Linked DNA regions of Homo sapiens: region 1 is linked to region 2. The links are chromatin contacts, found by Hi-C in ENCODE. All regions are on one chromosome and are shown on one strand. The core of a region is the stretch at or near the end of the contact, and the rest is flanking DNA. Distances in the headings are between cores, read along the strand shown.

Region 1 (5,802 bases), core at 2,116-4,615, 47 kb after region 2:
CCCATTGATTAACTGTATTTTCCATTTTGATTTTAGAAATGTTTACCTTAAGCCTGGCCACAGCTTTGTGGCGACTTCTTCAATGTACTCCCTGCCTCAATCTGATGTGGCCATGCACTCGAAATTCTTAACTTTCTATTTACTCTTTTAGAGAGAGATGATTTGTATAATCTTTCTCTTCTCCACATCCCACTGTTCCCTGTATGTCCCTCCTTTTCTCTTGTGCCTCATTTTGTGTGTGCATTTGACAACAAATGCAGGGAGGAAAACAAACAAACTGAGTATAATCAGCAAGAAAAAACATCATCTTATGAACTGGCAACCAAATTCTTCATGAAGAATTTGGTTTTTGAAGAACAACTGTTTTTGTTCAAGATAATACTTTGAAAAAAGATTTGTCATAGAAGTTTAAAAACTTGAATAGACAGCTCTCATTGTCTGTAAGGCTAGGTTTCTGCGGCTTTTAATGTGTAAGAGACTTGTCCCATTTAACAATAAATATTTTAGTGCCACTTAAAAGTATAATTAATATATCTTTCTTAAAAGTGGTATTCCCTCCCTCTACGTATATTTCTCTTTCCTCAGCCCCAAAAGCACATATTCAGGGAGGGAAGGTAAGGGATTTACATCCTTTTTCCATCACTACGTCAAAACTTATACAATTTATACAATTTAATATTATTAAGGTAGTTAATGTAGCAGTTCATGTGAAGTTACTCAGTAGAAATACTTTAAATCATATAAAAATATAGCTGAATATAAATTGAAGGGTCAGAGATTAAGGGTGAAGCAAGTTTTAAAAATCAGAAGCATTTCCAAATTCAAGTTATTTGGGGTAGCTGTAGAGAAATAATTGAATGACCCTTAGCAATATTTTAGGAAAACTTTTACCTAATGAAAAATTCTACTCCAAAGCTGTGTTTTACTTCATAAAATTAATAGAAAGTGGGGAATATCTCTACACTTCCAATATCATGCTTTCCTTTAGTCCTAGTAAAAAGGGACCCAGAATCTTTGTTTTACCCTCCCAAATTACCCACTTTAATACGAATACATGAAAATAGATTTTAAAAAAGAAGTGAATAAAATAGATGAATTTGTCCTTTTTTTTTTTAACTATGGTCCTTAGACAATAGCTTTCAACTCTCCATAGAACTGGAACAACTTGCACGATGTTGACTACAGTAAGATAACAAAATTGTATATTGTATGAGGCAAATACGTGTGGTTGTCTTATCTAACCACAATGATAAGTACGGTAGTGTCATCCAGGGTTTCATCTTCTGCAGTTCAGTTACCTATGGTCAACCACGGTCGCAAAGTAGGTTGAGATCATTACAATGAGATATTTTGAAAGAAAGAACACTTTCACATACCTTTTACTGCAGTATATTGCTGTAATTATTCTTTTTCATTATTAGCATTGTTAGTCTCTTATTCTGCCTAACTGATAAGCTTTATTGTATGTAAGTATAGGAAAAAACATAGTGTATATAGGGTTTGGTGCTATTACCAGGGTCAGGCATCCACTAGGGGTCTGGAAACACATCCCCTGTGGGTAAGGGAAGACTACTGTACATAATTTGATTCTTTCTTTCTTTTTCCCAAATAGTGGTCATATTTGATCAGTCACCTTTGCTCATGAAGAGCACATTGGCAAGGACAACACAAAGAAGCTTGTTCTGCAACTCGGTTTTCTTATGTTAAATATTTAGTTTTCTGCTTGCTTCTTCTTATCTGTTTGTACTTGGTAAGGCTCCCTCCTTCTTATGTGATAGGTTGGATGCTGCCGGAGAGGTTACTAGTGCATGGAAGCTCCAAAACAGAGTGGAATGGAAAATTATAGCCTCAAGGGTATCCTTGGGAAGGAGCCAGACAAAAGGTGCATGCCCACATTGAGACAAAGCTAAAGCAAAACTACCAGGTGTTAGAAAACCCAGAGCACATATACAAGAACAAGGCAAAAAATTCCTGTTACTCTAACAGTATGCCTTACTTTTCTTTAATTTTACTTATTTGTAAAGTAGACAAATGCCCCTGTTGTGTCTTGTTGAGTTACAAGTGCAACAAGTAGCATTCTAGAGTGGGATGTTACTGTCAGTGCCTGTTTTGGGTCACTTTAATATACTGCTGTTTAATTGATTTTATATCTGAAGATGCAGGTCTTTAACATGGACAGATTTTCATAAGATCACTGGAATACTGGCTTTCTTTTGTTTTGCGATGAGGGCAAATTTTCTGTGGTTTATTTTTCCCCATTTCTGGTGAAAATAATATTCTCTTTTCCTCTTCTACAGGGAAGATGGCAGTTTCCTCAGTTAAACTTAGGATCTTTGTCCCTTTTAAATAGGCCATTGTATAAAATACAAATGATCAAAATTGTATCACAGTAATAATTAGCTAATTTTTTTGCAGAAGTTTTTTGGTGGGGTTTTTTTTTGGTGTCAACACAACTTTAAAATAACAAATAATAAGAGAAAACTTTTTAACATTGTAGGAATATGTGAAATTGAATAGCAAACTCAATTTAGATGAGTTCACATGAATAACATACTTCAGGTTGGTAATATTCCAGAAGGTTCAACTGCCTCATAGAAAATTAAATCTCTGAAAAATTCCCCGACTAAAAATCATTTGAAAATTCTAATTTTTTCTAATTATTTGGATTTTCTTATGTTAGATTTCATTTCATGGAAGGATATTGAGTTTGTGTATATTCCTGTGTGTGAACATGTGCTTGTGTGTGCTCTTAATAGCGGTTATTTTTCAAAGCAATAGTCTTTCAAGCCTTTCTCTAATCTCTCCAGCATCTAAAATGAGGTGATATAAAACTCCCAGGTGGGTACTAAATATTAGATTTGTTGACACCAGCATGGGTGCTTGAGTGGTAGTGGGAAAAAGAAAAATGATTGTCTAGAGTTTGTATGCTACAGAATTGAGGTGGTTTCAGCTGCTTTCATTTCCTTTAAAGAATAATATTGTTTTTTTCAAATGAGGAGGATTAAGTAAGCACCTTAAAAAAAGAGGAGCAATATATTGACAACATCTGGTATGAAGAGTTATTATAAAAGGTAAGAGGATCTGTGCCAGAAAAAGAATGGAGAGGGAGATTCTCTCTAATAAATAAATTTCTTTTAAATGTGCCTAAAACATTAAGGGGGTTTTTCCCATTTAAATTTATCTTTGAAAACTCCCTAGAGAAGGAGAGTGGTTTCTGTAACAGCTGGTTAGAATTGCTGAGCAAATGTCTGGAAAAGATGATTTTGAAACAATGTGTTTTGTAATGTTTAAACATTTTACATTTTTGTTGAAACCTGACTTCTGATGAAGAAAATCGCTCTGTACAGCAGGCCTGCGCTGTGGGCTGCTTTTCTGCTTTCTCTAGAGCTGAGTCACTGAGGACTGCTACCTTAGCTCCTCAAAGCTGTTAAATTTCTCGAAGGGAAGCTGAGTCATTAGGAAATGTACCAGAATAGGAGAAAGTAGGTCATTTTGCTAGACTTGGCAAAACTTTCATCAGCTTCAGATTCGCAAGATCTGCAGTTCTCAAACTCCAGGGTTAATCAGAATCTCCTGGAGGGCTTATTCAAACATGCGTGTCTGGGCCCTCCTGGCAGAGTTCCTGATTCAGTAGGTCTGAGCTGAGCCCCGAGGATCTGTATTTCTGACAGGTTCCTAGGTGAAGGTGATGCCGCTAAACCTCGGCCCATACTTTGAGAATTGTTACACTAGTGAAAGCTTGGAGAGAAAAAAAAAATTAGACAAGCCTTCCCCAAAGGTTTGGCAGTCAGCTTCATAGTTGGATGGAGGAGGACACTACCATTTATTAATCACTAGATACTGTCCCAGTCTTGACATTCAATCTTCCATCCAATTCTGTAACATGAGTCATGGTATATCTATGCTGCATAATCATCTGTACAGAACTCACAGAACTCAGTTAGTTTGTTTCCTTCCTCTTCTCTCCTCTCCTCTCCTTTTTCTTTTTTTTCTCCATTGCCCTGGCTGAGGTACAGTGGCGTGATCTTGGTTGACTGCAACCTCCACCTGTGGGGTTCAAGTGACTCTCCTGCCTCAGCCTCTTGAGTAGCTGGGACTACAGGTTCACACCATCACACCTGGCTAATTTTTGTATTTTCATTAGGGACGAGGTTTCGCCATGTTAGCCAGGCCGGTCTCAAACTGCTGACCTCCTCAGCTTCGCAAAGTGCTGGGATTACAGATGTGAGCCACCGCGCCCAGTCCAGAACTCAGTTTCCATAATCAACCTGCCCAGAGTTTAAAGCCAGAGAAGCAGGTGCATCTGAATTTCTGCCTTTGTCTGTTTAGATCTAAAGGTTCAACTCTTTCTATCAAAACATACTTTTGTACTTGTTCTCAACGTGTCTTTATTTCCTCTTCTTTTTCATTCATACATGTTATTCAGAGGATCTCAAAATTCTTTGGAGTTTTACAAAGGAAAAGTTCAATTTCCAAAATTTTTTTGCGACCTGACATCCCCTACTATCAGGTAACACTAATTTATTTAATATTGACTTTGCTTATGAGTAATGGCAATGCACAAAGCTGATGAAAGCCGAAATTCCATCAGATGGATTTAGCAAATTAACAGGAGAGAGAAACTACTTAGTTTGTGAGAAACTACTCGTTTGTAAACTATGCAAAAAGGATAGACATTGTCTTACCTAATCACAAATAAGCCTTTCCCAAAGGAAGTGGTTACCTTTTAAATGTGTGCACTTATGTTTGTTTTTAATCCAAATTTGTGCCAAGGAATTATGTAATTATTATTTCTGTACAAAAGTTACTTAGCCATTCCTAAATTATCATTCATTGATGTCTGAGAGTAAATAATTTTAGTACCACTACGATTAAATTGTAGCAGGAAAAAAAACTATGAAATAGACTCATTCTGAGTCATTGCTTATAGCCATTTAAAGTTGATTAGCAATGTTAGTTTAGGAGATGTAAAAATGCAAAATTTTATTTTTAAGTTATAATATTTTAATTTGTAATTTCAATGAGCTATAAAGGAATGTTTATATTTATGGAAACTCTATGAAATATAAAGAAATGCTCTCACAGATGTCATTTTAGATATATTAAGTCTGCTAAATTCAAATAAAAGTTTTGGTACTAACGTGTGAGCACCTGGATGGCGGGGGCTGGGTGTTATATATTTTTACATCGAAGATGAAGTCCTGCATAGTGACTTGCATGTGAATAGGAGTCAGGAAGCATTGACCAAATGATAAAGCATTGCTCCAGCTGAGTTACAGGCCTATTCTTTTTAGCTCAAATCAACCCATTAAATTATTTGTGAGATAAAATTTTTCTCAAGTGTATTTTTCCAATAAGAACTTGAAAAAGTTGTACGTTTTATTTTATTTGAAAATGTATTAATAACTTTACACTATTGACTTTCTCCTTTCATATATTTTTAAATATGAGAAGGCTATTATCTGTTTATATGTGATTATATTGCCATTTGGCCTCAATTGCTCTTACTCTCCTCCCCCACTGGGCCACATTTCTAGGTCAAATTATTAAGGGAAAAAAGATGCAGGATTTTCAAGATATAACCTCTCACAGAGTATATATCTTAAAAGAGGAAAATGTATCCTGCACGCTGAGGATTACCTATGGCTAAATGAGAGTTGAAAATAGAAGCATGTGTTAAACTGGAAGTCAATTTGAGAGAATGTAATAGAGGACAGTCTGACAGGTGTTAATGTTACCCTCAAAGGGAATAAGCTGGAAGCTATAAAAAGTGTATGTAGCCACCACTCATTATGATACATG
Region 2 (5,765 bases), core at 282-2,781:
CCATCATTGACCTTTTTCAGTATAAATGCCCTCTTATTTCCTTTTTATCATTACACATGTCAAAATAAATTTCTGAGACTGCAGTTTTTACTATCACTGAATAGTCTCATAGAGAGGCATGTTTGCAAGTAGTATTACAAATCATAACTTTTTTTCTGGCACTTTATTATAGGGCCTTGGAGATTACCTTGGATTTGTGTAATCTCAATATGGATGTGTTCAAAGCTAAAGGAATTTATTTGATGCGAGGGGAGATTGAAATAGGCTTTACTACAGTTACAGGTAGTTAGTAGACTTGGATAAAAGAAATGAGGGTACTTTGGGGTTTCATAAATGTTGGTAATGTTCAAAGCAACATTGCTTTACTTTTCTGAAGGTCAGAACATTCCTATACAAAATTTAAGTCAGTTTTGATAGAGATTTAGAGAGACTTAAATCTCTATAAATTTCATGTAATGAAAATACGTTGTTACCTCAAGGAAAAATGAATTATATTATTACAAGATTGTTTTTAAGTTTGATATTTATAATACATTAATGAAAGTAACGTGAACCCTTGATGTCATGATGCACTAGCGTATGGTGCTCCATTGTTTTGACTGTGTCTGCATGAGTGGGCTGGTAGTGGTTTATCAAATGGCTTTCAGGGCCAGGATGAGGTGGAGTGGAACTGGCTTGTAGTATTTGCTGATTACCGTGGTGGAAACACTTTGACGTGGACAATTCCAGCCTACCAATGTGGTGCACCCCAGGGCACTATTATATGGTCTTCCCAGTGTATAATTGTAGATATAAATGACCTTGAGCACAGATAACAGTAACATGTAGTCAAATAATCAGGTAGTGATGAGTTCTGAGTCTTTATTACATTTGTTTTTTAACAATTTAATTGTAATATAAAATGTTTAATAATGAATATGGTTTAATGACTGGCTCACAAAATACATGAAAGTTTAAGTTTCCTCTCCTGAGTTGGTACAAGCCAGCTTCAGCACACCGCTGAAAATATATTGCGACACTGAGTTCTATTATACATGTGGTTTCTTTCCTTGATTATGGCCCTTGCCTTTGAAAATGCTGCTGTTTCCTCTCTCTAGATAATTTATTATTCTTATCATCATTAATATAAATTCTAATAAGCTGTTTATGTTTGAGAATATTCTTGTTTCTGCATAAAGTTAGTTAAAGATTGGTGTCATTGTCCCTCAGAACCTTAGAACTCAGTATAGATAGAGAAAGTAGATAGAAATATTCAAAATGTAAACATTAAACAATGATCGGGTTAAATGCTTATATTTTGTCTTGCTGGTTAGGAATTGAAAAGTTTAAGCTAGAGCTTAAGCTTAGGTTAGGAAAATAGGTTCTCTTCCATTCTGATTAGTCCAGTAATACTTCTGGTGGATTAAAGTAAGATTTTGTTAAGCCCTGTCCCCTTTCTCCCTCAATTTTTGGGCAAACAGATTGATAGTGATTGAGTCATTTTGATAGTGATTGGAGACATTCCTTCACCACTGCAAACAGGAAGGGTCTGTGAGTCATTTTGTTATATATGGAGTTGCTTCCAAAAGCAAGAGACACTACCATGGTTTGCCAAGGGTGGACTTCTGAGATGACTGGTCACGTTTGAGGATTTGGGGCTTATTTGGAACAATCAAAGGAAGCAGGAGTTGCCTTTATACTGAGGAGAAATGTTCAACAGAAGGGTCAAGGCTGACAGTAAGATATCAGTCTGGCCACTTGTCACCATAGTTTATGAATTTATTTCTGTTACAGAGTACTTGGTATCAGCTGGAACTTTCTCCAAAGATGGACATTCTAAAGAAATTTCCAAACTTTCATCAGGTTAGATCATTGGAGAACTTATTAACTGAGCCTGCCAAGCAACACATTTCTGAACTCCATTTTAATATTTAAGCTCGTATTGAGACAATTATAGGCACCAGTTGAATAAAGAAAGAAAACATTTCCTACTTTACATTTGATATTTTCTTCTATTATAATCAATGTGAAAATCATTTTTAGTTTACTAACAGGAAGTAATTTCTTTCCCTTAAAATTCCCTTATTTTAAAAGAAAGATTGTGTATAACATATGAATCCTGTCATTTTTGTCTTGTTGGTCAGGAATCGAAAATAAAATTTAACAGGTTTTAACAAGTGTGATTGAGATTTGTTTCCTAATCACTCTACATGTTTTTTCTCTTTTGCATATATGTCATTATTTATAAGCAACTTCAAATAGAACAGAAGGTAGGGCATAAATTATCAACAACTTTAGTCCAAAAAGATGTTAATGAAAAAAGTAACAATATTTGTGATATAATATATGCCGTGCTGGTGAGTATTGTTGGTTGTCTTATAATCCCAATTGCTGTGTGTAGTTACTGTTCCCTCTCCTTTCCTCTACCAGGGTGGTCTTGCAATATGATCAAATGGTTATGTTCAGAAGTACAGTTAGCCTGGTATTTCACAGGGAGCAATATGACACTGCATAAGCAGGGAAAATATCATAGATGGGAAGATATATTATCTGGCAAAAGAGTGATAGTCCTTCTTGGGAAAAGAACATTGATCTCACTTGGAAAATGCCACAGTCAGAAAGCTCGCAGTCCTCCAATACATGGACCAGAGAAAGAAATTTCTTCATCCCCTGGGCCAAGAGGCAAAGAAGTTGTTTCAAAGCCTAACAAGCTCAGTGGCCACTTTGTCCTTCTGAACATCTCAACGTAGACCATGAATGTGAAACTAGGGTGCCCAGCACAAAGTGAGCTGTTGTGATTCTTCATTCTCATTGCCAAAATTCAGACATGCAGAATGAGCATCACCAGAGAAGGAGCACCCTAACAAAATTAAGATTCATTGCATTACATGTCACACAAGTTCTTGTGAAGCCTAGAGGTTCATTAGCTTTTCTACTGTCCAGTTTCTGGATGACTTTTTGTGGTCAGCATACTTACGTCGTTGGTTTTCAGTTTCTGCTCTTGTGTATTCGAATCCAGGTACTATGTTTTGAGTAACCATATGCCTCTGGCTATGCTAAATTTAGACCTATTTGCATTTTTCTTTGACTGTACATTAAACTATTCATTAGATTAAGAAGTTTATTCATGCCTGTAATCTTAGCACTTTGGGAGGTGGAAGTGGGTGGATCATTTCAGGTCTGGAGTTCGAGACCAGCCTGGCCAATATGGTGAAACCTCGCCTCTACTAAAAATACAAAAATTAGCTGGGCATGGTGGTGGGTGCCTGTAGTCCCAGCTACTCGGGAGGCTGAGGCAGGAGAATCGCTTGAACCGAGGAGGTGGAGGTTATAGTGAGCAGAGATCATGCCACTGCACTCCAGCCTGAGAGACAGAGCGAGACTCTGTCTCAAAAAAAAAAAAAAAAAAAAAGTTTATGCTATAGAATTGTAAGCTTTCATAGAAAAATAAATGGATTAGTATATCATTAATAATTAACAACTTAGAATTATAACATATGAAATAACTTTTTCAATTAAAATTTGGTTATGGGACTCGAGGTATAACATTTTATTGTATTTTATGTTTAAATGGATTACAAAAGTACATGCTCACACTTTACTGATGAACAAGTTTATTACCTCAAAGAAAATGTAATCAGTTCAAAAACATTTTGTATCATGAGGAGCTAAACATGTCTTATTTTCTTTGGTTGTATTGTTATTGTATTATGCTGTTCTCATAAAGGAAAATTATTAAAGTGCATATTGCACCAGGAAACTAGACCTGTACATAACACTGACTTACTAGAAAATTGCATTAAAAATTGTTTGGGCAATGATATTAAAAATTATTATAAACAGATACCACTATTTTACTGTTCTTCAAAGCTTCCTTCATTTGTAAAATACATATATTTTATATAAACATATTGAACATCATACATTTCTGAATTTAAATTAAAATTTTTTAAATGACGTTTATTGCCAAATTAGTGCTTCTACAACAGAAGACTTTTTTTGGAAGAATGTCATTGAACCAATGAGATAGGAGAAATTCTCTCTATAATTTGAAACCCCATTACTTTAGTTGACTTAAAACGCAATTTGAAATCACATTACTTTAGGTGAGTTAAAATGCTAAGGATGCCATTTTTAAATTTATATAATTATCTTGGGATATATAGTCACATGAAAGGATACTGATACTGACTATATTGGGAGCAAGATTGTGGAATAGAATCCTTCAGCAATTGTCCTCCCTGTAGGAACAACAGATAGAACAACTATCCACTCAAGAAAGTACCTTCATAAGAATCAAAAATCAGGCGAGCAATCCCACTATTTGGTTTTAATATCACAGAAAAGGAAGAGGCACTGGAGAGGGTAGGAAGGACAGTCTTGAATTGCCCACACCACTACTCCCTCATCCCCCAGCAGCCGCTGCTTGGCACCAGGAGAGAATCTGTATGCTTGAGGGAGAGAGAACGCGGTTCCTTTGGGACTTGGCGTTGGAACTCAGTGCTGCCTGTCACAGCAGAAAGCAACAAGGGGCAGAATTCAGGTGGCACTCATGGAGGGAGCATTTAGACCAGCCCTGGCTGGTGGAGAATGGTCCATCCCCTGAGCTTCTGCCAGCCCCCCCACAGCAGGCTAAAGCACTCCGGGGTTCTAAATAAACTTGAAAGGCAGTCTAGGCCACAAGGACTGCAATTCCTGGGGAAGTCCCAGTGATGTGCTGGGTTCAGAGTCAGTGGAATTGGAGGCGCAGGCCACCTACGGAGGCACCAGAGGAACAGCGAAGGGAGCGCTTGCCATCACTCCTGCCCTTAGCCCCAGGCAGCACAACTCACAGCTCTAGGGGAGAATCCATCCTGCTTGAGGAGGTTGGGGGAGAGTAAAGAGGACTTTCTATTACAACTTGGATACCAGCTCAGCCACAGTATGATAGGGCACTGGGCAGTCTTGAGGCCTCCATTCCCGGCCCTAGTTCCCAGGTGACATTTCTAAACACACCTTGGGCCAGAAGGGAACCCGATGCCTTGAAGGGAAGGATCCAGTCCTGGCAAGATGCATCATTAAGGAGCCGTTGGTCCTTGAATAAATGTCAGCTGTAGCCAGTTAGTACTTGCCATGGGCCTTGGTTGAGACTCAGAGGCATGCTAGCTTCAGGTGTAGCCCAGCGCATTCCCGCCTTTCTTGGCCACAGGGAAAGACTCCTTATGCTTGAGGAAAGGAGAAGGAAGAGTAAAGGGGACTTTTCCTTTACTCACCAGCTCAGCCACAGCGAAGTGGAGCAGCAAATGGGGACCCTGAGTCCAGGCTTTGGCTCCTGGACATTATTTTTGGACCTGCTATGGGCCAGACGGGAGCCCACTACCCTGAAGGGAGAGACCCAGACCTGGAAGCATTCACCACAAGCTGCCTGAAAAGCCCATGGGCCTCGAGGGAACATCTGCAGTAGCCAGGCAGTACTTGCCCTGGGCCTGGGTCGCTGGTGGCTGCAGGGAAACTCCCTCTGCATGAAGAAAGGACAGGGAAGAGTGGGGAGGACTTTGTCATGTGGCTTGAATGCCAGCACAGCTGCAGTAGAATAGAGCACCAGGTAGATTCCTAAGGTTTCTGACTCCAGGTGCTGGCTTCTGGACAGCATTCCTGGAGGTACCCTGGATCAAGGAAGACCTCATTACCCTGACGGGGACACAAGCCTCTCTGGGTTTCCCATCTGCTCACTGAAGAGCCCTTGGGCCGTGAGTGAACATTCACAGCCAGACAGTGGTCACTGTGGGTCTTTGGAGAGACCCAGT

Evidence for each region. A loop is a pair of places that touch in the nucleus more often than their neighbours do. Pooled maps may share reads with other maps.
Region 1: a loop to region 2 is called in a map of endothelial cell of umbilical vein, with 4 times the contacts of the local background. The contact joins two enhancer-like sites. A Hi-C loop is called at or near these places in 2 of 168 maps with a recorded cell type or tissue (PC-3 and endothelial cell of umbilical vein) and 1 of 50 pooled maps.

Annotation. Positions count from the first base shown.
Region 1 is chr2:204,839,431-204,845,232 of GRCh38, forward strand. All of the region lies in intron 2 of PARD3B (par-3 family cell polarity regulator beta), which reads left to right. Among named protein-coding and RNA genes, the nearest start is that of PARD3B, 300 kb to the left of the region's middle. Within about 2 kb of position 3,366, at least 9 of the 41 ENCODE cell types and tissues checked have a DNase peak (open chromatin) inside an H3K27ac peak, as active enhancers do; they include endothelial cell of umbilical vein, where a contact is called at or near this core.
Region 2 is chr2:204,793,805-204,799,569 of GRCh38, forward strand. The region is part of intron 2 of PARD3B (par-3 family cell polarity regulator beta); the gene reads left to right. Among named protein-coding and RNA genes, the nearest start is that of PARD3B, 250 kb to the left of the region's middle. Within about 2 kb of position 1,532, at least 2 of the 41 ENCODE cell types and tissues checked have a DNase peak (open chromatin) inside an H3K27ac peak, as active enhancers do; they include endothelial cell of umbilical vein, where a contact is called at or near this core.